Linked DNA regions of Mus musculus: regions 1, 3, 4, 5 and 6 are each linked to region 2. The links are chromatin loops, found by intact Hi-C in ENCODE. Cell type or tissue: heart. All regions are shown on one strand. Region 1 has its middle 14 kb from the start of Gm39465. Region 2 overlaps Snrk (SNF related kinase). Region 3 overlaps Ano10 (anoctamin 10). Region 4 overlaps Ano10 (anoctamin 10). Region 5 overlaps Ano10 (anoctamin 10). Region 6 has its middle 23 kb from the start of Pomgnt2.

Region 1 (4,000 bases), 55 kb before region 2:
TAAAAGCCAAGTGGATCCTAAATCCCAATTAGTATCAATAATGTCCACGGAATGTAACAAGCTCGCTACAGTATCATGTGTTTATAAAGGGGAACTGAGTATAGAGTGTGTTAGAACTTTAATTCCTTCTTGTCCCTTCCCTGTGAATCTACTTTAAAGAAGAAAGTCTCTTCGTTTGTTTCTTTGTTTCTCTCTCTCTCTCTTTCTTTCCCTCTCTCTCTTTCTTTCCCTCTCTCTTTCTTTTCTCTCTTTTTCTTTCTCTTTCTCTCTCTCTCTTTCTTTCTTTCTTTCTTTCTTTCTTTCTTTCTTTCTTTCTTTCTTCCTTCCTTCCTTCCTTCCTTCCTTCCTTCCTTCCTTCCTTCCTTCCTTTCTGTGTGGTGTTTGTATATGTGCAGCTGTGAAGGCTGTAGGCAACCTCTAATGCCATTCCTGAGGCAGTCTACCATGTTGGTTTGAGCCAGAGTCTCTTACTCTCCTAGGACCTGCTGATTCTCAGAGCTTCCTGTCTCTGTCTCCACAGTGCTGGGAGCACAAGTGTGTGCAGCCTCACTTGGATTTCTCATGTGTATCTGGGGACCAAAGTCAGGTCCTCATCATACCTTTGACACAAGCATTTTATTATGGCCTGAACCATCTCTCCAGCCTGAAAGCTTAATTTTAAAACAAAGGTTATGCACTTGAAAGTCAGAGAGAGTCCAGTTCAGGTCTCTCTTTACTGCCTATGACCCTGGAGACAAATCATATGGTCCCTTTGTGTCTAATTTTCCAAACACAGTGAGAATCAAAGATTTCTGCACCTTGTTTGTCAGTCATAGGAACTCTATAGGCACAGTTTCCAAGCCCTGCAAGAGTCCTCAGGACCAGACACAGTGCACACACTTATGTGACACAAAATCAAACTAAATGTTGGCTCATTTTAAATTCTCCATAAGCCAGGAGGACTGGACTGTTAGATGAATATTTCTCTCTTAAAAAACATATGAATTGGGCTTGGAAGATAGTTCAGTCCATAGTAGGCTTGCTGTCCAAGCATACGGAATAGAACTCCTGTCTAACATCCATGTGAAAGCTAAGTGTGTCAGAGCACACCTACAATCCCAGAGGCTGAGGCAGGTGGATCCCTGGGGCTTGGCATCCGGTCAGCCCAACTTAATCAGCAAGTACCAAACACCCCCTTCCCCAACACACACACACACACACACACACACACACACACACACACACACACACACACACGGGGTTGGGGGGGGGAGAGACAGAGACAGACAGACAGACAGACAGACAGACAGACAGAAAGAATATTTACCTGCTCACTCATGAACACCCACACACACTACACTACATAAATAACAATAATAATACTGGAAGAAGCTTGCTTTGTTCTCACAGTTTTGAGAATTCCTGACCCTGACTCCCTCCCTTCAGCTCAGCCTGAGTTAATCTCTCCTTCATCTTCCTAAGATTTACTATCCTCTGCTTGGGTCAGAGGGGCCAGTTCAGCCTGGAAGCCTTTCCCCGGGGAGGGTAGGTAGGTCCACGGACTTTCTTCCTTTTCCTTCTTCCAAGGCCCCAGGCTGTATGGCTGACGAGCGTCTATCCTTGGCCTGTTGGTAAGGAAGAGGCTGTCACAGGATCCCCAGGAGGCACATCAACCCCTGATGGTTCAGGAAGTCCTCTCTAAAGCACAATTCTGAACCTAGTCCAAGAGACAGGAAGCTTGTCACAGGTCACCTTCCTGGACATCTACGGGAGAGGCTCCACAGCAGAGTCAGAACAACACATCCTGTCTGAGAGGCCAAGCAAAACAAAAACCAAGGCCCTCTGTACCATGTCAGAATGAGGTGAAGCTAAGACTCCCATGCTTTATCCAGGGAACCTCCTCCTAGAGAGCTGTTTTTATTTGTTAAAAATCCTGAAACACTGATAAGATATGCCTTTCATGAGTGGGAAACCAAGTCCTGGGCGTCACGGAGCAAGACCCCGCTTCCTGTTGAGAAAAGGTCTGCAGTCCTTCATATTCTGTCTGGATTTAGTACGTATGCCCTCGACACACCAGCACTGGGCAATGACCTACATGGGCCACAGGATTTGGGTACATGAATTTTTCTACAGCAAAATCCCGAAACGTCAGAATTTTGGAGGTAGCCGTGCAATGATTTAAAACCATTTTCAAAGCTGGCCTCTGAGGCTAGTGGTGGCCAGTGTCTCTCCAAACATGTAACTCTCCTGCTCTTCTGAGCAACCATTGTCTTCCCATTTTGGGGGAGAGCTAAGCACTTCTCATGGTGGCTTATGAAGGGAGTCATTAAGGGTGAGTTTGGAATGTTTACCTAAGGTGGTGTGTGACTTGAGTACTTGAATTTGGTGTTCTACTCCGAAATCCTGACATGTATATGATGTGTGGTGGCTAAGTTCCCAGTGGGTGTGAACACCTGTAGATGGCTGGATTGCCCCTTGCCTGGGCAGAATTGGGTTTTGTGACCTTGCTCATCAGGTCGTGCTGTATAAACTGTGTAGTCAATGACCAGTTATCTGTCTTCCTGTCCACGATCACTTAGTTTCCAGTACTAACCTTGTTAGTACTGGGGTCCTGTAACTTTTTATTTGTTTGGTTTCCGAGACAAAGTATCTTTATGTAGCCCTGGGAGTCCTGGAACTTGATATGTGGACTGAGCTGGCCTTGAACTCACAGATATGGGCCTGCCCTGCCTCTCAAGTGCTGAGATTAAAGGTATGTGTTACTTTGCCTGGTGGGTCCTGTAATTAAATTCTCCTTCCTTCCTCCCTTCCTTCCTCCTTCTCTTCATCACTCCTTCCCTTCCTCCTCCTTCTCCTTTTTCTCCTCCTCTTTGTTTCTGAATCAGGGTTTCATATAGTCTAGGTAGCCTCAGATTATATATCCAAGCCTGGCCTTGAGTCTCTGATTCTCATGCCTACATCTCCTGTGTCCTGGGATTACAGGCAGGCACCCCCATGCCCAGCTGATCACAGGAGCAAACACTTCTGCAGCATCCCTATCTGACAAAAGCCCCACTCATATGATGACACTATTAGAGAGACTTAGACCAGTCTCACCTTCCCACATTTGAGAACAAGAAAGGGTAGAATAAACAGACCCAAGCCCTTTCCCTCACTTAAGTATTTTTTTAAAGTTGAGGGCAATTGCTTTCCTTTAGAAATGTAAATATTTTAAATATGCAATATCATTTTTGAGTAGGTTATGAACCCTTAGGATTTTTGAAGTGACACCAATATCCACAGAGTGACTGAGAGGCGTCGTCTCCATTGCTGTCCAGTCCGTGGGGTCTTACATCCTCTTTCCCATAGGTCACTACTTTATTAGTTCCCTATAAATTCTCCCAGTGACATTTTGATGGAAATAGAAAGATAGGCATTTCCCTCTAGAAAGGAATTTTTAAATTTTTCATGAATACATTAAGCTCCCTTGGTCCCTCACTAGAAGGTAAAGTTAAATAAAAGTCGATAAATTCAGAAATGACCCCAGATGACTGAAGCAGAACCTGAAGGCTTCCTACAATATGTCAGTGAACTGGCATTTTTCTTTCCACATGTGGTTCCTGAAGTGGTAAAATAGTTCTCTTCCATCTCCTTGGCTGTGCTCCAATACTCCTCTGTGCCCTTGTGGGCCAACAACTCCATAAACTAGGGTCTCTGACAAGATCCTCTTTCTCTTCTGTGCTCCATCCTCACTTTCCAACACACACACCTGCCTGGGGCCCACAAGTCAAGACCTGTGCGGACCGGGAAGCTTGAAGATGTTAGCAGTAGTCAAGGGAAATACTCTGTCAGAAGGGATCTCACAGGGAAGGCAGGCCAGAGGAGGTCTCAGAGGTGTGACCTTGGGCAGTAGATCCTGTAGTCATGAGCTTCCAACAGGACATTGTCATGAGCTTCCAGGCTGGGGGAGAGTGACAATATGTTGTCATAAGAGCCATTACATGGTTCAGAAAGATCCCCTGACCAGGGCACACAGCTCAGT
Region 2 (4,000 bases):
AACTTGTTAATTTCTAATCTTGTTACAGTGTTTTCCAGATTTATAAAACCATTCCCTTCAGAGAAATCTGTCTTCAGCGTCTGGTTAAATATTTCTCTTGGAATTGGGTTCTTGAAGACAATTCTGTATGTGTGTTAATTAAACATACTAATTAGACAAGTTTCTTTCAGAGAACATCAAATACATAGCAATTTTTCTGGCTGTCAGTGTAAAATTGACCCATTTTACAGACCTAGGGATGAAAGAAATTATATGACATTCCCAAGGTCACATAATGAAGCTGGGTTAAAAAAAAATCGAGGGCATAGCACTGACTTAATATTCCTGTCCTCAAAGCTTTCTGATCAGAAACTCTTAAGTGCCACTTTTTGACTTTTAAATTTTTGCACAGCTAGTTATTTTACTTTATGCAGAAATTTTCTTTTATCCTTTTATGCTCTTCTGAGTAAATTTTATAGTATTCTGAGTAAATTTTAATGAATAATTGCAGTATGACACATTTGATTAAACAATGATTCTCAACCTTCCTAGTGCTTGGACCAGTACATTTCCTCATGTTGTGGTGACTCCTAACCATAAAATTATTTTCATTGCTACTTCATAACTATAATTTTGGTGCTGTTATGAATCACAATGTAAATATCTGTGTTTTCTGATGGTCTAAGGTGACCCCCACGAAAGGGTCGTTTGAAAGCAAAGAGGTCGCAGCTCACAGTTGAGAGCTACTGGTTTAAAACATCCAAGAACTGGGAAGTTACACTGATTTTTATTTTTACTTCTATAGAGCAGACAGACATACAGATTAGGTCTTTATGTAGTGATCTTGTAACTTAATCACATAATCCTAAAAGGAAGCCTTTTAACTGTCCTTTAATTAAAATTGAAGGACATTTGTGTTGTTTTTACTGGGCATGTCTACACTAAAGTGAGGTTGCTTATCTCCTGTTGAAAGTGAAACTAACTAGAAAAGGCTATTTGGGGGATATAAGTGAGTGGCTATGATTCTAAGCACTGGTATTAAATAAAACATAATTTATTTCCTATTGCACCTTTCTGAGCATCAGTTCATTATACTGCCTAGGATGAAAAAAGGTATGTGAATTTTCTACACAGCCCGGATTTTCTGACTTAAACACATAGGTGAGAAATACTGAAGGCTTACTTTAACAGCATCCCAGCCACAAGATAGAATGTTTAGCTAAAACACATTTTTGTAGGAAAACTAACTCAGCACCAAGTAATATCAGTACTTGAGCATCAGAGATAGGAAGGATCAAAATTCAAGTCCAGCTTGGGCTACATAGTATGTGTGGCATCTCAGGAATAAAAGCACACACACAAACACACTCTCCTGAAACATGTGATCTCTCTCTCACAGACACACACACACTCACACTCCCAGCCCTGGGGAGGCTGAGATAAGGAGAATCATGAGTTCGAAACTGGCCTGGGTTTCGTAGCAAGTGCAAACATAGTAAGACCTTTCCTCAAAATACAACAAAGTCCTGCTGTTCAGGATGCAGGTACTCCCCATTATGTGCAGACAAAAGTCTTAGGTCTACTAGGGTAGAAAGGCTGAGTAGATGTGGGAGGATAAACTTATAAGGATAAGGATGAATTCCTAGAGTTTTTATCTGTTTGGAAGGTTCCAGGGTAGAAGGGTAGCAGTAGGAGAAAGCAGAAACCAGTTTCTGCCCTTAGGTTCTTGGAAGCAAGCTATTGTGGAACACTAAGGTAAACTAGCAGAAGGATTGCTTTTGACAGGAATAGAGCAGGAGGCAGTGAACGAACAGTAGGGGGTGCTACTCACTGAAGGCCAGTCTCAAAGGCTAGCATTCCAGGCAGGGAGTTGAGGGAGCAGGAGGTCAGACTCACTGTGAGAAAAGGAGTTGAGGTGGACACAGCACAACTGCACAGCACATTCTGTAAAACATTTGTAAAGGGAGGAAGGTGTGACGCCAACTTTGGGATGTGTTGGCTTTTGTTGTTTGGGAAGAGCCACACTGTCAAATCCGTGAGGTCTGGTAGCCTTGGGAGAGAGCACTGCAGGTGTGGTCTGCCTGGGATGGGCTGGAACTGAACTGTTATTTTCACAGAATTATTTCCTCATCTGCTTTTCTGCACATCTGTTTTGGGCTGTGGTCTTTCACCCCTTGGGAAACCATTTCTTGCCTTTGGTAGGAGAGGACCCTGCTGACAGATTCCTTCTCCGTCCTCCCTGAACACTCATCTCTCCATTGTCACTTCAAGAGCCTCCCAGGAATTTCCTTCGGCACCTCCAGAATTTGGCCTGTGCGCAGCAGGCTCTTCCATGTTTATCAGTCCTCTCTCCCTTTCTTAGGCTGAGACCCCCCAGTCTGCTGCTGATAGCAACTCAGTCCAGGGCAACTCAGTGACAGGGCATGGTCCATTCATGGGACATGTCGTCTCCAGGTGCAAAATGAGAGAGTTCACCTATCTATTTCTGTTCACCACTCAATTGCAGATTTGCCTACACCATTTATTGTTGGGTATGAAGTCAGCATCCCAGCACACCATATGACTGATATGGTAACTGGTCAAACACAGCTCCAGTGAGCCTGGTTTTCTCAGTTGTTGATATGTGCTTACTTTCTCAGGCAACTCCTTGAAGGCTGATTGCTTTGGTTCTTGTATCCCCAGGTGGGAGCCATGCCTGATACAGTATGTGCACTCAAGACGTGCCTTCATCAGTTAAAATGACTTATAAGCCCATTAATGGAAAACATGCCTGTTTTAATACAGCTAGGCTGGACTTCCCTTGTTTTTCAGGCATACAGTTTTGGAGCTAGGAGGAAATTCAGTTCTCTGTCAGCATCTGTAGATGTTGTCCTCCTCCTTCTCCAGTCTGAGGTTGGTACCCCCAGCTCCCGCTCTCCTCATTCCACATGTCTCTCTGCTTGCCCCCTGGGTGCTTCACTCATGGAGTCTGCCTCTACAGCGAGGTCTTCTGCTTGATCCTCACCATCACCGTCCAGACTCTGGCAGCCCTCAGTTCTAAGCCATTGGTGATCGTGTACCTGGAGATGTTTCTAGTTGCCTCCTTAGCCGTCTCCCAGATGAGTTTTGTCCGTCCAGTCAGATCTCCATTTTGCAGCTGGACTAATTTCTGAAGCCATCATTTGATTGCTGTTTCTTTACCTGAGACTCCTTTATATAATAAAATGTATCAGTGTGTTTTAGGTAGATACTATACCTAACAGTTACTATATGTACATACACTGTACCTGGGTTACAGAACTGAATAAGGCACACATGATTTGTACAGCTAAACTTACCTAGCCAGTGGGGATGCAGATTAGTGATTACATTGTCATACAAATATGTGACACACAGTGATGATGATAATGGTACAGGATATTGTGCTGCTAGTGTATATGGTGGAGCTGGTGTGTGACAGGAGGTGGGGAGAATATAGGGGATAATCAGGATGGTGACCTTTAAGCTGGATGGTAAAGCATTAGTTAGGGCTAGCCAGACCTGAGAAAAAAATAATTTGGTACCAGGCCCTTTGGATCTGTGCTCCACTGGTAGTACCGTCCCATCACAGGCCCTTTGGATCTGTGTTCCACAGGTAGTACTGACCCATCAAAGTAAGGTCTCAGCTATCTTTCCTGGAAAGCCTCTTTTCCCACAACATGATTTCAATTTGTATCTTAAGCACACACAGAAATTTCTCTGGGATGCCTTCTGTGAACCCCCAAGGCAGATTTAAAGGAAAGAACACCTCTTTTTTAATGCCTGTCCCTGCAAGAGGCCGTAAACAGTGGAGCGGTGTTTGGGAGCAGGGTGTTACGGTTACTAGGGAGTATGACAGTAGATTAGGGAACTAACCTTACAGTCCTTAGCACTGTTAGCAAGTGACACTTTGAAATATGGAACCTTAAGCCTACAGCTGGCTCCTCCTGTCTCCCTCTGTACTGACTCTACTTGCTGTGTGGCAAAGCTGGAGGAAGTTGGAGAGATCGCGAAACTTGGTTCA
Region 3 (4,000 bases), 120 kb after region 2:
GCTTAAGGACAGCAGTGTCTGTATCTTTTGCAGCTCATCATCCACCTGCGCCCGATCTGTCAGAGGCAGTCTTGACTTTGAGGCTCAGCTTGAGCCCAACTTACAACACACACACACACACACACACACACATACACACACGCAAGTATGTTATACTCACACAAAGGCGCACACACCTTCAGTTGAAACATTCATTTTTTTTTCTTTTACCCAATATATGTAAAACGAAAAACTCAGACCCTTTGCCCCTCTTGGCACTTAACAATGTTAGAAAGCTGTAATTCATCTTTACAACTCTGAATGTATGCCCGTCCCTGGGAAAGTGTTTATTAGCCAGGGACAGATACAGGCAGCTGCATTTTACACATAATGCCAGTCTACTAACTTCTGGTCCTGTCTGCATCATGGCACCTTGGGGTCCACAAAAGAAGCCAAAGCCCCTCTGAAGCTACTGAGCAATCGATCTGCTGAAGGGACAGAGTGACAGAGTGACAGAGTGACAGAGTGACAGAGGCTCAGCAAAGAAAGCAAATCCAACATGGTGATGTAACAGAAACATGAGCCGCTGAGGCAGTGCCTGACCAGACCCCAACCAACATCTTAAACACTGAAAGAACATTTAAACCAAGGTAAAAAACTCAAAAAAATGAGCCCTGCAATGGTCACTCTGAAGTGCCGCCACCTCCTGAAGAGGGACGAATGGTTGTCTCCTCTCCTCTAGAACAGACCCTCAGCCAGGGTTGTGATGAGATCTGGTTGCACGAGGGCAGAGGCTGAACAGGAAATCGCTGTTCTGCAGAGCATTCCTGTATCACTGGTTACTCCAGCTGCTCTGCAGCGCTGCAGGAACACATGGGTGGCAGGTGCCAAGAGCTGGGACCATAGTCGGAGCTGCCAAAGAATTCGGCAAAGGGAAGCAGACAGACCTGGGGAGCTGTGGAAGGTGGGAGATATCCTTATGTAAACAAGGAAGCTCAGCAGGAGCTGCAGGTTCTCCTGTTGCTGAGAGCAAGAGCACAAGGAAAGAGGGAGGGGGGAGGGAGGAAGAGGGGAAGGGAGGGAGGAAGGGAGAGAGGAAGAGGGGGAAAGGGAGAAAGGGAGGGAGGGAGGGAGAAAGGGGAAGGGAAGGAGAGGAGGGAAGGGAAGGGAGGGAAGAAGGGAGGGAGGGGGAGAAAGAACTGCCCAGAACAGGCTGAGAAGAGGCAGTGACTGGTGAGCGTCCTCAGAGCTAGACCACCATGCTCTCCACAGTGTATGATTCCTTGAGGGTCCACCCTGCTCTCCTGCTTCACAGCAGGACTCAGACACTCTGGGCTGTGAGCTTCCCAGTGCTTACATTCTTACCCCACCTTAGTATATTTTCTGAAACCATGCTACTGTGAATAAAAAAATATCACTTCCAAAGTGAGGGGCTTGCCTTTGCCTATATTTTAGGGCAAGAAATATGTTAACCACCATAATACCTTAAAAATGCAAAATAATCTAAAAAATTGTCATCAAAATGTTACTTTAAAAAAGAGTGTGCTCTAATCATAAGTGTTGAGAGGTCTCTGGGTTGTCAACAAAACAAACATCTGCCATTCACAGAGACTAAAGGCCAACCCTTAAGACAGCAGTCCCCAGGAAGCCCATTCAGATGACACAAGGACACAAGGTTCTTCATATTCTGCATTGTGGGGTACATGCACGAGGAAGTGTCTTGTTGAGTCTGGAGTGCAGCTCATCATGCAGGGAAGCCATGGCAGGATGAGGGGGCGCTGGCAGCTGAAGGAATGTGGCTGCTCAGTGGCTGCCTCCTTTCCCCTTTTTATTCAGGCTGGGACCCTAGCCCTCCAAGGCACCGCCCACACTGGGGGAAGGGAGGGGGAGGGGGAGGGTCCTCCTTCAATTGTACCTTTCTGGACACAGAGGTGATTCTAAATACCAGCTGGATAGCAGTCAACACTAACCATTACAACCCCCATGGTGGTGACTGGAAATCCAAGGCTTCAAGAGTAAAACCTTGACAGACACTTGGCAGCAGTGTGAAGCCATAGGAGAGTGTGCCCAGGTTTTTATGGCTTCCCTCTCATCACTTTAACTGTCATTTCCTTATCCTGTCTGATGGCAGTCTGTCTTTGTGGAGTCCTTCCAAAGGTTCTCACTGCAGTGACAGCTCTACTTTACCCAAAGGCTCTCACTGCAGCGATGGCTCTTCTACTTTAGCACATGCTTTCATCAGTTTTCATTTCATTTCATTAAATTATATCAATTAAAGTAACAAAAATGCCATGCAAAACCAAATATGTTTTGGTGGTGGTATCTCTTTTCATAAGCATTTAGCAAGCAGACTCTGTCCCTAGACCCTACATCCCATCTACATCTAGAAGCTGGGAGAGCTGCTATACCAGCACCCTCTAGTGGGCACGGGGATCAGCGCCATCTAGAGATGAGGTTAGAGAAAGGCCTCCTACCACACTGGAATTTCTCTCTTAGGCAGTTCTGCAGATGCTTCCAAAGCTAGGATCATATCTTCTTAACACCTGGTACGTCTTAAGCATAAAATAAATATGCATCTGATGGAAGAACCCGCCCTGCCTGCCTTTAAGCCAACCACAGAACACAGAGCATTTTAACTGGATAAAAAACTGAAGATGGGGGCAGCCTAGAGTAAGACTAGAAAACATAAAAAATGACCAGCAAGGATAAAAAAAACAGAAGTAGGAAGACGGGCTGGGTGTGGTGACTCACACCTGTGGGCTAGCTCACAACCCTGACTCAAAACCAAAGCACAAATGTTAGGGGAAAATCTAGCTCATGATTCCATCCAAAAGGACACAAATAGAAGAGCTAGAACCCAACACATGTAAGACAAAAAACAAAAACAAACAAACAACAACAACAACCCCCCTGGGAAGTGGACACCATGAACAGTTGACTGTTGGCTCTTCCTGGCCAAGCTTGCAATTAAATTATCAGAGTTTAATAAAGCCAACCACAATGATCTGCATTTCTGAAAAGGACAGCGTCAGCTGGCAAATTCCAAGTAGCTAATCCTTCTGCAGGTACTTCAATTTATCAAAACAAGCAGAGGTGTCCCAGGGCTGTCCAGTGCGGGTGCTGGGAGCTGCACTTGGATCCTCTGCAATAGTGATGTGATCTTAACCTCTGAGCCATCTCTCCAGCTCCACTAAACATGTTCTAAATTTACAGGGTATTCTTACAAATAATAGAATTTTAAGATTTTTGCCTAGAGGTTTTCTTAATATTCTTCCAAAAAGTACAGTCAGCAAGCTTACCAATTACCACTCTGAAATTCTTTCTCAGATAACTATCACAAAGAACACGGAGGGAGGAAAAAAACCCTGTGATTTATTTGCCCTTGTACAAATTCTTAGTAAGAACTGTTTCATCACTAGAAACCATTCATGAAGTGACTTGGCACACGCCTGTCAGCCCCTGGGGAGCTTTGGTCCTTGAGCAGGCCTGGGGAGCTCCATCTTGGAGAGGAAACAATGGAGATTAGACAGTTGTGTGAGCGTCCTGCTAGCTGCACAAAGGGCACCAGGTGTCCTATGGTAGAGCAGGAACCAGGGCAGGTGGAAGGCAAAGGGGAACCACTGAGAGCCTTTCCCATCACAGAGGACAGACGTGGTTAGAATATCATCCCGGGAGAACAGCACCATGAGCAGACAGTGTGGGTGCGCCATCACTTCCGTGGGGCTGTTAACACGCCTGAGGTGAAGGGGTTAAGGGAGCAGGGCTTTGCTTTGGCTCATGGTTTAGAGGGTTTAGTTCATGGCTGCCTCACTCCGTTTGCTTGGGCAGAACAGCCTGGCGGCAGGAACATGAGGTAGAAGCTACTCTCTACTTCTTGGTGAACAGGAAGCAGAGAGAAAGGTCACACAGGAAGAAACCAGAACAACCTATCACGTGACTCCAGGAACCTATCTGCACTAAATTGGCCTCATCTCCAACCTTTCACCACTGCCCAGTAATGCCATTGCATTGCAAACCTACT
Region 4 (4,000 bases), 65 kb after region 2:
AGTTTCAGCTGCCTTTGCTCAGCACCTCCCTTCCTTCCACAGGTGGCTGAGAAAGTTCACTTCTCCGATTTGTCCACGTCCCACTTCCTAGGGCAGAAGCTTCAATGGAGGAGAGCCATGGTGGCGGGGATTGCACATGCTCTCAGGGCAATGTTCTACGCTAAAAAGCAAAAGTGCAAGGACCACCTGAGGATGCTCCACAGACAGTGAGCCTCTCATGAACTGTAAACGGGCATCCCATTTATAATTCACTTTTAAGTAGGTCTTCCAGAATGCCTAAGAATGTTTTCACAACTTAAATTTTGGTATTATTTCAAATTTAAAAACTGCCGACAACATTAAAGGAGCCCAAATCACACAGATGTGCTAGCTGCTCATGCCTCACCCCCGTTTCCTGAAGCAGCTAAGTGGATCACAACCTTCCACCCCTACGCAGGTCAGTGAAGAATCATAAAAACAAGCCTTTTCCTTATACACCCAAAGAAACTGCTAGCTTAGTGATTTTCAACTGTGAAATAATGATTGTTTTCCTGTGGTCTCACGCTTTCCAAACTGCATCAAAGTGACAGAATCCAGAACGTACAACAAAATAAGACAAAAGCGAAGCTAAGGGAGGTGGCATACTCCCATATACCCAGCACCAGGGAAACCGAGGCACAAGGGTGGAGAGTTCAATGCCACCCTGGACTAGTGTGACCCTGCCTCAAAAACAAAACAAACAAAACCAAAAAACAAACAAGCAAAAACAAACCAAACACAAAATAAATTCCAGACCTTAAAGTCCCTCTGAAAAAAGACAGGAAAACTGTGAACCCCTAAACAAAATTCTCTCAGGAAACAGCCAGAGCATTACGACAAGAAGGCTATTCTCCCCAGCTAGGTTGTAGAATGTGGGTCAGGCATTTCTCATGATTCTCATGACCATCATGACCCTGTCCCCATCCCTGGGGTTCAAGCTTTTGTGGAGTCTCCTATCCTCCAGTGAGTTAGACTTAGCCATTTACTTTTAACTAACAGAAAGTGAGACACGGGTGCATGGTGGGTTTGGAGACACTGGGCCATGTCCTGGGCCCCACCAGTCTTTAGCCTATCCCCTTTCTTCCAAGGAAAATGAAAAGATATTTCTGTCCACAGGGGTTGCTTTCTTATCTCTAACTCCGCCTTATTAATCCAATGAAATGGCTCCGTATAAGGTAACTCCCCTATCATGGCCACACTATATAAACAAGGGTCTCTCTTGACATTCACCTATGTTACAACAGCTCTGACATTCTTACACCCTCCCACTTTGAGACTTACTTTGCAGTCCAAGCTGGCCTCAAACACAAGATCCTCCTGCCTCCACCTCCTGAGTGCTGGGGTTACAGGTATGTGCCAACAGGCCTAACTATCTGCTGGAGACTCTTTCTGCCCTGGGCTGTGAGGCATGTCTTGCAGGCTCACACTCCTCCAGCAGGCCCTCAGAAGATGGCCATCTCTCAAAAGCCAAATCCAGGTTTCTCTTGTCTCCACAGAGCTCTGATGACAGAATGTTCTAGCAAACACCTGCAACTTGCACAATGCAACTGGGGGCCTGGATGTCTAGTATGGTTCCACCTGAACTCGTTTCTATGTCAACAGCTGCAGATAGTGGTGCTCCGGGAAAGCAGCTCTAGATGCCTAGGCCACCTGTATCCATAGTTTGCCCCCTGGTGGTGAGAGCCCAGGATTCACACTGGCAGATGCCTTCTCAATTGCCTCACAGTTAGGACATGAATGAACTAGTCACTAGATCCTGGATAATAGTGTTTAAGGTTTCCTTTCCTCTCTGCCTTTGGAGATAGGTATGTGGTGCCTGGAGCAGTGGCAGCTATCTTGTGACCATGATGAACAACCATGCCAAGGATGGCAGGATGTGAAAACAGAAAATGCCTTCGTAGTTCTTAAGTGATGTTGCTCAGCTACTCCCCAGCCCCGGGAGGTCAGTGTGAATCTGTTTCCAGTCAAGTTCACGTCATGATCTTGACTCTTTCTATGGAAACCACCCAGAGCTATTCCAGGCTGTTGAAGCCCTAAACCCTCTCATTCTTCTGGAAATGACTAGGCATTCTCTCCACTGAGCTGTAGGCACAATTCCATTGAGTGGGCAGGCCTGTCTGGGCACTGTGCTGTCCATGCCCACATCAGGACTTGAAAGCCAGCAGTCATGCTGCTGGTTTCTAACAAGCCCATTCTGGGTTCTCTCAGCACCTGTCCACTCACTGCTATTAAGCTTGGTTTAGGATCCTAAACTGTGCTCTTTGTTGTCCATTCCATGTGGCTGTTTTTCTTCCTTGGCCAAAGTCTTGACCTTTGACACAAGAGGTCTCCAGGTCCCCCCAGTTCCTGCAGTGCTAAGTGTTTTGGGTTCTCCATAGTGAGCTAAGCTGCGCTGGGCCTCGGGGGGTTTTGTACGCCTTTCCTGGTCCCTCGTCAGGGTCACAGGCTGGAGCTCTTTCCGGTCTTTATTTCAGTGGCAAGGAGATGACGCTCAGCTCAGCTCAGCTCCCTCCTCACACTCACAGCCTCACCAGCAGGCAAAGCAGCCTCCAAGAGCTATAGACAGGAGCAAACTTCCCACCACACTCCATCTGCACAGGAAGGGAGGCTGCTATGGTCATTACTCTAGCACACTGGCTCTCAAGTTTGGAAATCCCTGTCTAGGAGGCAACTCACTTCCCACTGGGCCTTTCTTGGAATCTTCCTCTGGTCTCTGCCTGCAGACAGGCAGCCTCTGGTGGTCATCCCCAGGCTTCCTCCAGCAGGGTGTAGTCCTCCCCTCTTGTGCTCAAACTACCCTTACAAAGCCAGCTGCTCTAGAGTTCTCTCTTCCCTGTATAGAATTCTCCCTTGGCCTCTTGATCTTCAGCCTTTTCTTTATGTTTCTGTTCCTGGCTTTCTCTCTGAACTTTTTCCATCTTACAGGGAGATACATGATACACTCAGAACAGTTAAGAGACTATGTACCCCCTTCTGTCAAGATTGGCTAAAACTTATGGGAAATAATTAACCAACCAAGTCCCTGTGTTCCCATGTTGTTAATTTCCTGCTAAAAGTCTACATTTCTCAGCTTTTCTTGTGGACTACAGAAGCTGTTCCCACTCCTCTAAGGGGTCACATCCCATCACACACACACACACACACACACACATACAGAGAGAGAGAGAGAGAGAGAGAGAGAGAGAGAGAGAGAGAGAGAGAGAGAATATGAATACAAAATGTTCCCTTGCTGTAAATAAACACAGGCCCTGCATAGGGCAGACCAAGCCTCTCTTTTTCTCAAGAGGCTTCAATATGCTTCCCATGCAACAAATGTTGGAGGATGGGTCACAGGACAGATGTGTGGGGAGGGCTGTTCCTCAGCTCCCATGTTTTCAGTCTTTCCTCTGTGGATTTCAGGGAACTGAAGTCTGTGGGAATAGTCTCTGCTGGGCTTCCTTCTGTTCCCACCAGTGCAGAAGGGCAGAGGCAGGGCAGTAGCCTGAGATGAGGCCCAGGTCAGTGGGGGTGGAGGTGGTGAGCTCCAGGGGAGCCTCTCTTGACCCAGGCAGATTCCTGTAGATCCTTCTGTCTTCCTCCACTCTTTCCTTCCTTTGCCCTCTCTCCTTCCTTCCAACCGGATCTTACTATGCAATCCAGGCTGGCTCTAAACCCTGATCCTCCTGTCTCCACCTCCCCAGTGTCAGGATCTCTTCCTTTGCTTGTGGCTTCTCAGAACACTGATAAGATTTGGACATTGACATAACTGATTCTATGTGCACCCAAGTTTGGAAATTCTATCTGTGAATCTTTCTGCTACAAGGTCTCAAGATCTGACCTTATTTCCTCTAGAACTTGCATTCAGGGCATGACCCCCCTGGGGATCAAGTGTGATTTTGTGTTGATTTCCTGCGTACTGACATCCAGTCCTTCCAGAGACATCTGCCGAATCATCCCCTGCTCACTCACCTGCAGTCTTTGTGGTCACAGGCAGGTCACTTGC
Region 5 (4,000 bases), 79 kb after region 2:
TTGTTAGAAAACAGATGAGGTCAGTGGCAACCAACAGACTGCTCCCTGGGGAAAGCAGCTACATTTGAAGGACTCACATGCTTTAAAGACTTCTCTGGAGAGAATGGAAAATACAGAGCGAACGGTGGCCTGGCAGGATTTGCCAGGTTTTAGCACAAGGGCTAAGCACTCTATCTGGCTTACTTTGCGGTTACACTACAGACTTAGTAAGCTTTCCTTATTACTGATGGGGGAAGAAAATCTGAGTTTTACCAAGCCAGGACTGGGGTCCGTCTGAAGGGCTCCCCAGCACATTCCTTCCCCCAGCAATCCCAGGAAGGCACATGACTTGTCTCCATTTTTGCCTGTGTGTCTATTTTAAGACTCTCACTTTGTCCAAGGACATCATTTGTCATTTATTTAATACACTGGCTTCTGAGCTATGTGCGAGTCAACAAAGTCTGAGGTATTTATCCAGAGACTACTTTATGCTAGGCTTTGTACCGTGTAGGACACTACCTGGACCTAGGAACGTAACAGCTCACAGAGGAGACAAAAGCCTGACCAAGGACAGTGGCCCCATTACACAGTGGCAGGAGACCCCAAGTGAGAAAAGGGCAGCAGAGGAATGGATGAGGTGCCAGGAGCCAACATCTACCAGAGCAGACATCTCCTCCTCCCTTCCTCTCCCCCATCCCCCACTCTCTTTACACAGAAGTTAGGGGCTGCGGGAGGGGACATCAAGCGTCCTGCTCCATCATCACTTCTCTCTGCCTTACCTCCTTCAGGCAATGCTTCCCATTGAACCTGGAGCTAGGGTGGCAGCCAGGGAGCCTCAGTGAGTCTCCAGTATGTCCACACAGCGCTGGGAATACAAGCCTGACATGGCCACATAGGGTCTTTTGCTTCTGTGGGTACTTGGATATGAATTCAGGTCACTAGCATAGCAAGCCCTCTCACCCACTGAGCTGTCTCTCCAGCCACCTGTGAGGACGTTTATCATGCTGGCTGCGCAGGCTCCCAAAAGATGTACTGAAGAAGCTAAGGCAGAAAAATCTAGAAGGTTAACTCCTTAGCTGAGACAAAGCTACTGTGGGAGAAATGGCCTAGGAATGGCTAACAGATCCCACGCAGAGGCCTCTGGGAGTCACCCATGGGGGGTGGGGGTGGGGCTTTTACTCATGTGCAGCTCATACTCTCCTCAGGATACATCAGCTGCCACAGTCAACACCTAGAATTTCCAACTGTGGAGGACCATGGAGACAGGGGGTGTTGCTTCCAAGGGGACAGGGGATGTTGCTTCCAAGGCACAATTCTTCTTGCCTCTGTTGGCTAGTTTTATGTCAGGCTGATAAAACCTGCAGTGACCTGAGAAGAGGGAACCTCAAATGAGAAAATGCCCCACCAGGTTGCCCTGTGGGCAGAGCTGTGGTGCACTTTATGGCCGATGATTACTTACGGCGGGCCCAGCTCAATATGGATGGTGCCACCTCCGGGCTATTGGTCCTGAGTGCTACAGAAAGCAGGCTGGGTCGCCCTTAGCAACAAGCCAGTGGGCAACAATCATCCACGGCCCCTGCCTTGACTTTTGTCAGCAATGGAGCTTGACCTGAGAGTTGTAAACTGAAATAAACTTCTTCCCCAAGTTGTTTACAGTCAGAGTGGTTGATTGTGGCAATCGGAACTCTGAGACCCCACCCAGAAGCAGTTGTCATACAAGGTGCTCAGGTGAAAGGAGGTCCTTGTTCCCACTTAGCATCCCTGTCTCCCCTCCGCACACTGTCCCAGTACATCCTCATCATGACCTTACGGCCTGTGTGGTAGACAAGCTGTGTGACCCAGGAGAAGAGGGATAGGATGACTCAGAGGCCAGGCTCTCTCCCCAGAGTGCTATCCCAGCTAGACAGGCAGTGCTGGTGAGTGCTGAGCACCAACCCTCTGGGTAACAATCCTGTACTGATTTGGGCCCTTGTCTTGTTCTTTGAGCTGATTTCAGTGGCTACTATCTTTCTGGGAGGCTCTAGGCTTCTGTCCTTGCTCCCTGGCTCACATATATGCTCTGGACTTAGCAGCTAGGCTGCCTGGAGTAGCTAGCTAAGTGGCTACTGACTTCTCTGGGATGGGTACTAGACTCCAGTTACCAAATGGTTCTTGGATAGTCCCTTCTGTTTAATTGGATCTTTTAAAAATGACCGGATACCAAGTAAGCCAATTTATAAAGAAACACAGGCATCCGCCCAAGTTCTTCCTAAAGGTCTCAATTGAGCTGAGTAATTTCAAACGCCCTTTGCAAAGCAAATGAGTCTACCTGCCTGCTCTTCCATACACATCTAGCTTGCCGGTGTGCTTAGGAATGCCCGTTTCCCACTGTGAGGGGCTGCGCTCTGCTTCTAGCACTTCCTTCCAAGTTCACTGCAGAACAGTTTGTCCCTGGGAGGTTCAACAGAGGGTGCTGAGCGCCTCCCGCTGGCCAGACCCAGGCCTCCAAGTCAGGATTTATGGTATGCTGGTTAAAAGGCCAACCCCATTCAGAGTGCAAGCCATCTCCTGACAGGCTTAGTGGCAGAGACTGCCTAAGCTCAACTGTGCCTGGCTCTGGGATGGGAACAGAGGAGGAGGCAGGGCAACAAGAGGCTTTAACATGTGACCAGAAGCCTCTCTCTCTATGGCAAAGGGCGGAGCAGGGAGTTGAGGCCACAGTTAGTTACAAGTCAGGGTGGAACACCAAGCTAAAGAAGGCAGAAAACACAAGCCCTGGGAAAGGCACTTGCCAGTGGAGGTGTGGAGAGGCACAAGCAGGGTGGTCTGACCTTCCAGGATATCTCCTTCTCCAGCAGTGAGGCTCAGTGGGAGGGTGAGGAGGAGCTGAGCTTTCCCCACGTTTGTTCCTGCATATTTGACTGACAGAGTTTCCCCAAGACTAAATACCGTTTCTTTTTCTATTTTCAGGTGAGGTGGGGGGGCACATGTGTATATGTGCGTGTGTGGGTCTGGCTGTGTGGGTGTGTTTGTGGGATTGTGGGAATGTGCAGAGGCCCAAAGCTAATGTTGGGAATCACCCTCTCTCCTATTCACTGAGGCAGGCAGAATCTCCCAGTCAACCCCACGCTCCCTTGCTACAGTCCATCCATCTATGGCCAGCTTGCTCTGTAGATGGAGAGGCAGGCAGGACCTCCCAGTCAACCCCACGCTCCCTTGCTACAGTCCATCCATCTATGGCCAGCTTGCTCTGCAGATGGAGAGGCAGGCAGGACCTCCCAGTCAACCCCATGCTCCCTTGCTACAGTCCATCCAGCTTACAGGCCCAGCTTGCTCTGCAGATGGATGCCTATCTCTGCTTTCTGAAGCTGGAATTGCAGGCCAGTTGCCTGTGGGTGCTGGAGTCGGAACTCTGGTCCTCATGCTTTAACTACTGAGCATCTCCCTAGCCTAAGAGAGAATTTTCTAATTCTAAGATACCTTAAAAATACTTTGCATACAGATTATCCATGCTATATTAATAAGTTACCATCTAAAGACTTTATGTTATAATTTTTCTGTATATGAAAATTTTCCAATAACATTTAAACTGCTTATTTTTGCATGGAAGAAAACATTATTTTATATAGAACTTATATGCCACCTCCTTACCTTTTTGGGGGGGAGGGGTTCATTATGCTATAGTCCTGGCTGCCTTAGAACTTCATACATAGTCCAGAATGGCCTAAAGCTCACAGAAACCCACCTGCCATGACAGTAACTACCGTATGGACTTTACGTGTGTAACCCCCTCTGTCTGCAGACGTGGTATGTCTGCCTCTTTTAGTATGTGACTGTTTTAGTTCTCTGAGCTACATTCTCCACCACAGGGCTGTTTCACTGTGGAGCACTAGGAGCTTGACCAAGGCTCAGGACCTATTTCTCTAGCAAATCCCAAAACTGAGTCTTGCCATCTACCATGGTACAGTGAGACCAGCTGACTGGAGACCAGGTTCTCTTGTCTCCTCTTTTGGGTTGAACCCCCACATCCAACCACAGTTCT
Region 6 (4,000 bases), 100 kb before region 2:
TGTTTGAGGTTGCACGGGCTTTCTGCTTATTTGAGGTTGCACTAGTTAATTTTTGACAACTTGACACAAACTAGAGTCACCTGGGAAGAAGGAACTTTGTTGAGGAATTGCCTCCATCAAAGGCAGGTGCCTTTGGCTTGTCTGTGGGCAATTTCTTGATTGCTAGTTGGGGTGAGAGGGTCCAGCACAGTGGGCAGTGCCATCCCTATGCAGTTAGGTCTGGGCTGTGTGAAAAGCAGCCGAGAAATCCATAGAGAGCAAGCCAGTAAGCAATCATTTCTCCATGGGCCCTGCTTCAATTTCTTCCCTGGTCTGGTGGACTGGATATAACCTGTAAGGCAAACAAACCCTTTTCCCTCCTGTTTACTTTTTATCCATATTTTATCCCAGCAACAAAAAGCAAACTGGGACAGAAATTGGTATCAGAGAGTGGGGTATCGTCGTGATAGGCCATTTCAGAGCCTTGGGCTAGGGGAGGCCACTGAGAGCTCAAATCTTCATGAGCTTATGGAGGAAGTCAGTACACAGCATCCCCTGTGGTCTCCGCTTCAGGTCCTGCCCTGAGCGCCTGGCTTCCTGATGACACGTTAGCTGGGATTGTAAGATGGAATAAACATTTTTCTCTCCTTTTCAAGTTTCTTTCCAAAATCAAGTTGATTTTGGTCAGTGTTTTATAACAGCCACAGAAAGCAAACTAGGACATAAGCTTTCTGATTCTTTTACATGCTATGCTCTTCCATCACAAATAACAGCGTATTAAGATTCACGAAGGTAAGTCGGGAAAGAACCAATACCAGGCAAGAGCTGTGGGATGCTGGGTGCTTGACAAGAGGAGCTTAAGACGACCTCAGCAAAGTCAGCTGGATCCCTTCCCTGCCCAGAGCCCTTCTGTTGCTGTGTCCTCTGACCTTTGGGTGACATTACCAGCCTCCCCTCTAACCTCTAACCTCTAACCTCTAACCTCTAACCTCTAACCTCTAACCTCTAACCTCTAACCTCTAACCTCTGTTCTGAGTTTCACTCTCTGGGCTGCTTCTCAGCAAAGCATACTCTGGAAACTCCTCTTGTGGGGTTTTTATGGAAGGAGCCTACGCTGCTTCCAGAATTCCTCCAAGGACTCAGCCCCAGTTGCTCACAGTGGCTGTTCTTTTAATATCATGTCTCCCCTCTTCTTCCTTTTTTTCCCCTCCGGTTCCCTTCTTCTTTTCCTTCTCTCCTCTCCCCTCCCCTCCCCTCCCTTCCCTTCCCTTTTCTTCTTTTTCTCTCCCTCTCCTCCCCTTCCTTCTCTCCCTTCCTTCCCCCTTTCTCTTCCCTCCCCTCCCCTTCCCTTTCTCTCTTCCCCTTCCCCTTCTCCTCTCTTTCCCTCCCCTCCCTCCCCCTCCTCTCCCTTCCTTTCCCTTCCCTTCTTCATTTTTCCCAGGGAAAAACCTTGCAGGATTTTCTTTCCTGGGTCCATGATTGTCTAAACCTGACTGTGCACTATTGTAGTGAGAGGACACTTCCCTCTGGGTCCTGACAGGGGGCAGCATTTAGTTTCCTATCAGAACGAGTTGCATTCCTAGACTTGTATGTGATTCCAGCTCAAAATAAAGAAAAACATTGAAATGAGGGGTTTAATTCCCGAGAGGGACTGGAAGGCTGTGTCAGCGTTTCCATGGTGAGGGCTGTCTTCTGGGGATTTACCTTCCAGCTGTGAGAATCTGCTTTATGCTAGACTTTAAGCCTTTGGCTGCTTAAAGGCTCTATATTATTAAAGAGTCCACTTTTGACTAAGTTGAAACTGTGACTCTGTAAAGCCGACTCAGAATGTTCTCCCCTCTGCCCCTTGCCCCATTGGCTGCTGGCCACGCTCCTTGCCAAGCAGCGTGGAGACTTGGCAGAGGTGCGGCATCTGGCTCTCCTGCTGTGTGTGGTCTGAGAAGGGCTGCACTGAGGAAGAGAACCTTGGCTCTTTTGTACTGTTAAAATGACACCTCCATGGGTCCCACCCGAGTCTATCTGTAGGTGTTTCTCCATGCACAGTCACTCACTGACCCCAGGTCTTAGAATCACAGAGGAGAAGGGCAAGTGTCAGCCTGCGATGCCTCCGTGAGTATCAGAAGAAAGCCAGGTTGAGATGTTTTGTGTGAATTCCTTCTTGCAGCAAGAGCCGGTATAGTGCGAGGAAGAGAAAGGGGATCTGTCTCATCAACCAAAAGAGAGAGCAAAGCAGGCTCACTTTGAGCCGTCAGCGTCAAACACATCAAAGTCATCTCTGCTTGGTTTTAAATAAGAACACATTTGCAGACACTTTGGCATATCCTTTATTTTAAACAGAGTTACAGAGGTGGATGGAAGCCCCTCACGATAGAAGGAAGACGCTGAGAGCAGAGAGCCAACATCTGTGTTGGTGCGGAACCTGACTGGGTTCCGAGTGTCAGAAAGCACCATGGGGATTCATAACCATCTCAACTCAAGGTCTGGGGACCCATTGTCCTCTCCTGACCTGTGCGTGGACCAGGCATGACAGCAGCGCACATACATACACATGGGCAAAACACATACAAATTAAAATTTAATATAAAAATCTAATAACATTATTAGAAATAATATTTATAAAGTTACATGGGAAAACATTGATACAAACAAGGTTGGCCAAAAATTTATGATGAAGAAAAAGCTTTGACATCATCTGGGGATCTAAAAAGTCATGATTTGCAGAAAGGTGCCATGCCTCTGTATGTGAGTGTGTGTGTGTGTGTGTCTGTGTGTGTGTAAGAAAGAGAGAGAGAGAGAAAGAGTGTGTGTGTGAATGAATGTGTGTATGTGTATATGAGTGTGTATAAGAGTGTGAATGTGAGTGTGTGTATTTGTGTGTGAGTATGAGTGTGTCTGTGAGTGAGTGAGTAAGTGAGTGAGTGTATGTGTGTAAGCCATATGTTTCTATGAAACTTTTCACAAGCAAAAGGGGAAAGCTTAAGCAAAAGACACACCTCAGGCCACACAGAGCCTCTGGACAACTATAAAGGACCTGCGGGCTCACCACACTCAAAGCAATCACTGTCTCATTAGCTGACAGCTGAGTGGAGCCAGCAGAATCTCCTGTGGCCTTCACTACAGGAAGTACAGACTACCTCAGTAATCTACTGGGGCCACAAGACACAGACAGCAGCAGCAGCCACAAAATCAGCAGTAGCAATAAGAAGCCCTAGAAAGACGGCTCAGTGGTTAAGGGCACTGGCTGCTCATACAGAGGACCTGAGTTCAGTTCCCGACTCTAACTACACTTCCATGGATGTAATGCCCTCTCCTGGCCTCTGCCGGTGCACATGTACACATATATGCATGCAGGCAAAACACCCAACACATGTAATAAAAAATAAATGTTTTAAAAGGAGCTCTGAAAGTGGAAGGATCTGTGTAGTTGCCGTTGCTCCACATTGTATTACCTACTCCAGTGTTTCATGAGACAAACAAAGAAACATTAAAATATGGTAAATTCGGGAGGGGGCACATGATCAATGGAGAGTACTACAGAAGTCATACATTGAATTTTTAGATGAAGACTCTAAATAAGCTTGTATAAATTATTCAAACAATTCAAGGAAATAATGTCTAAAGAATGAAAAGAAAGGATCAGAATAGTGCCTCACCAAGTCAGTAATTTAAATAAAGACAGAGAAGTTGCTTTTAGGCACCAAATAGAAATTTTGTAGTTGAAACATACAATAGCTAAACGTAAATCTCACTAGAGGGCCTCAGAAGCCATTTGAGGTCATAGAACAAAGACTTAAATTTGGGCTGGGTGGGGGGATGGTTCAATCATCGAGGGCATGAGGACTGGCTGGTTTTGTGTCAACTTGACACAAGCTAGAGTCATCAGAGAGAAAGGCGCCTCAGTTGAGGAAATACCTCCATGAGATCCAGCTGAAAGGCATTTTCTCAATTAGTGATCAATGGGGGAGGGCACAGCCCATTGTGGGTGATATCATCCCTGGGCTGGTGATCTGGGTTCTGTAAG

The links. A loop is a pair of places that touch in the nucleus more often than their neighbours do. Peaks named below come from ENCODE experiments on the same cell type or tissue, not always from the same donor. Only the 100,000 strongest peaks of a DNase experiment are listed, where the experiment ranks them.
Region 1: a loop joins it to region 2, with 4 times the contacts of the local background. A loop is called at or near these places in 5 of 42 quality-filtered maps.
Region 3: it touches region 2 in a loop (2.4-fold over the local background); 2 of 42 quality-filtered maps call a loop at or near these places.
Region 4: it touches region 2 in a loop (5-fold over the local background); 16 of 42 quality-filtered maps call a loop at or near these places.
Region 5: it touches region 2 in a loop (4-fold over the local background); 15 of 42 quality-filtered maps call a loop at or near these places.
Region 6: a loop joins it to region 2, with 4 times the contacts of the local background. A loop is called at or near these places in 18 of 42 quality-filtered maps.

The regions. Positions count from the first base shown.
Region 1 is chr9:122,063,463-122,067,462 of GRCm38, forward strand. No RefSeq gene overlaps it. Among named protein-coding and RNA genes, the nearest start is that of Gm39465, 14 kb to the left of the region's middle. In heart, no CTCF peak of the experiment used is centred here; a DNase peak (open chromatin) is centred at 1,689; H3K27ac peaks cover 1,789 bases.
Region 2 is chr9:122,118,433-122,122,432 of GRCm38, forward strand. The region is part of intron 1 of Snrk (SNF related kinase); the gene reads left to right. Among named protein-coding and RNA genes, the nearest start is that of Snrk, 3.2 kb to the left of the region's middle. In heart, a CTCF peak has its summit at 1,795 (motif pointing right); a DNase peak (open chromatin) is centred at 1,849; H3K4me3 peaks cover 2,366 bases; H3K27ac peaks cover 331 bases.
Region 3 is chr9:122,242,231-122,246,230 of GRCm38, forward strand. The region is part of intron 11 of Ano10 (anoctamin 10); the gene reads right to left. Among named protein-coding and RNA genes, the nearest start is that of Mir8106, 30 kb to the right of the region's middle. In heart, a CTCF peak has its summit at 2,415 (motif pointing left); a DNase peak (open chromatin) is centred at 2,401.
Region 4 is chr9:122,183,560-122,187,559 of GRCm38, forward strand. All of the region lies in intron 12 of Ano10 (anoctamin 10), which reads right to left. Among named protein-coding and RNA genes, the nearest start is that of Snrk, 68 kb to the left of the region's middle. In heart, CTCF peaks have their summits at 1,699 (motif pointing left) and 2,769; DNase peaks (open chromatin) are centred at 952, 1,702, 2,572 and 3,442; H3K27ac peaks cover 1,906 bases.
Region 5 is chr9:122,196,983-122,200,982 of GRCm38, forward strand. All of the region lies in intron 12 of Ano10 (anoctamin 10), which reads right to left. Among named protein-coding and RNA genes, the nearest start is that of Mir8106, 75 kb to the right of the region's middle. In heart, a CTCF peak has its summit at 2,448 (motif pointing left); DNase peaks (open chromatin) are centred at 1,819 and 2,509; H3K27ac peaks cover 2,893 bases.
Region 6 is chr9:122,017,356-122,021,355 of GRCm38, forward strand. No RefSeq gene overlaps it. Among named protein-coding and RNA genes, the nearest start is that of Pomgnt2, 23 kb to the left of the region's middle. In heart, CTCF peaks have their summits at 1,518 and 3,298 (motif pointing left); a DNase peak (open chromatin) is centred at 1,626; H3K27ac peaks cover 865 bases.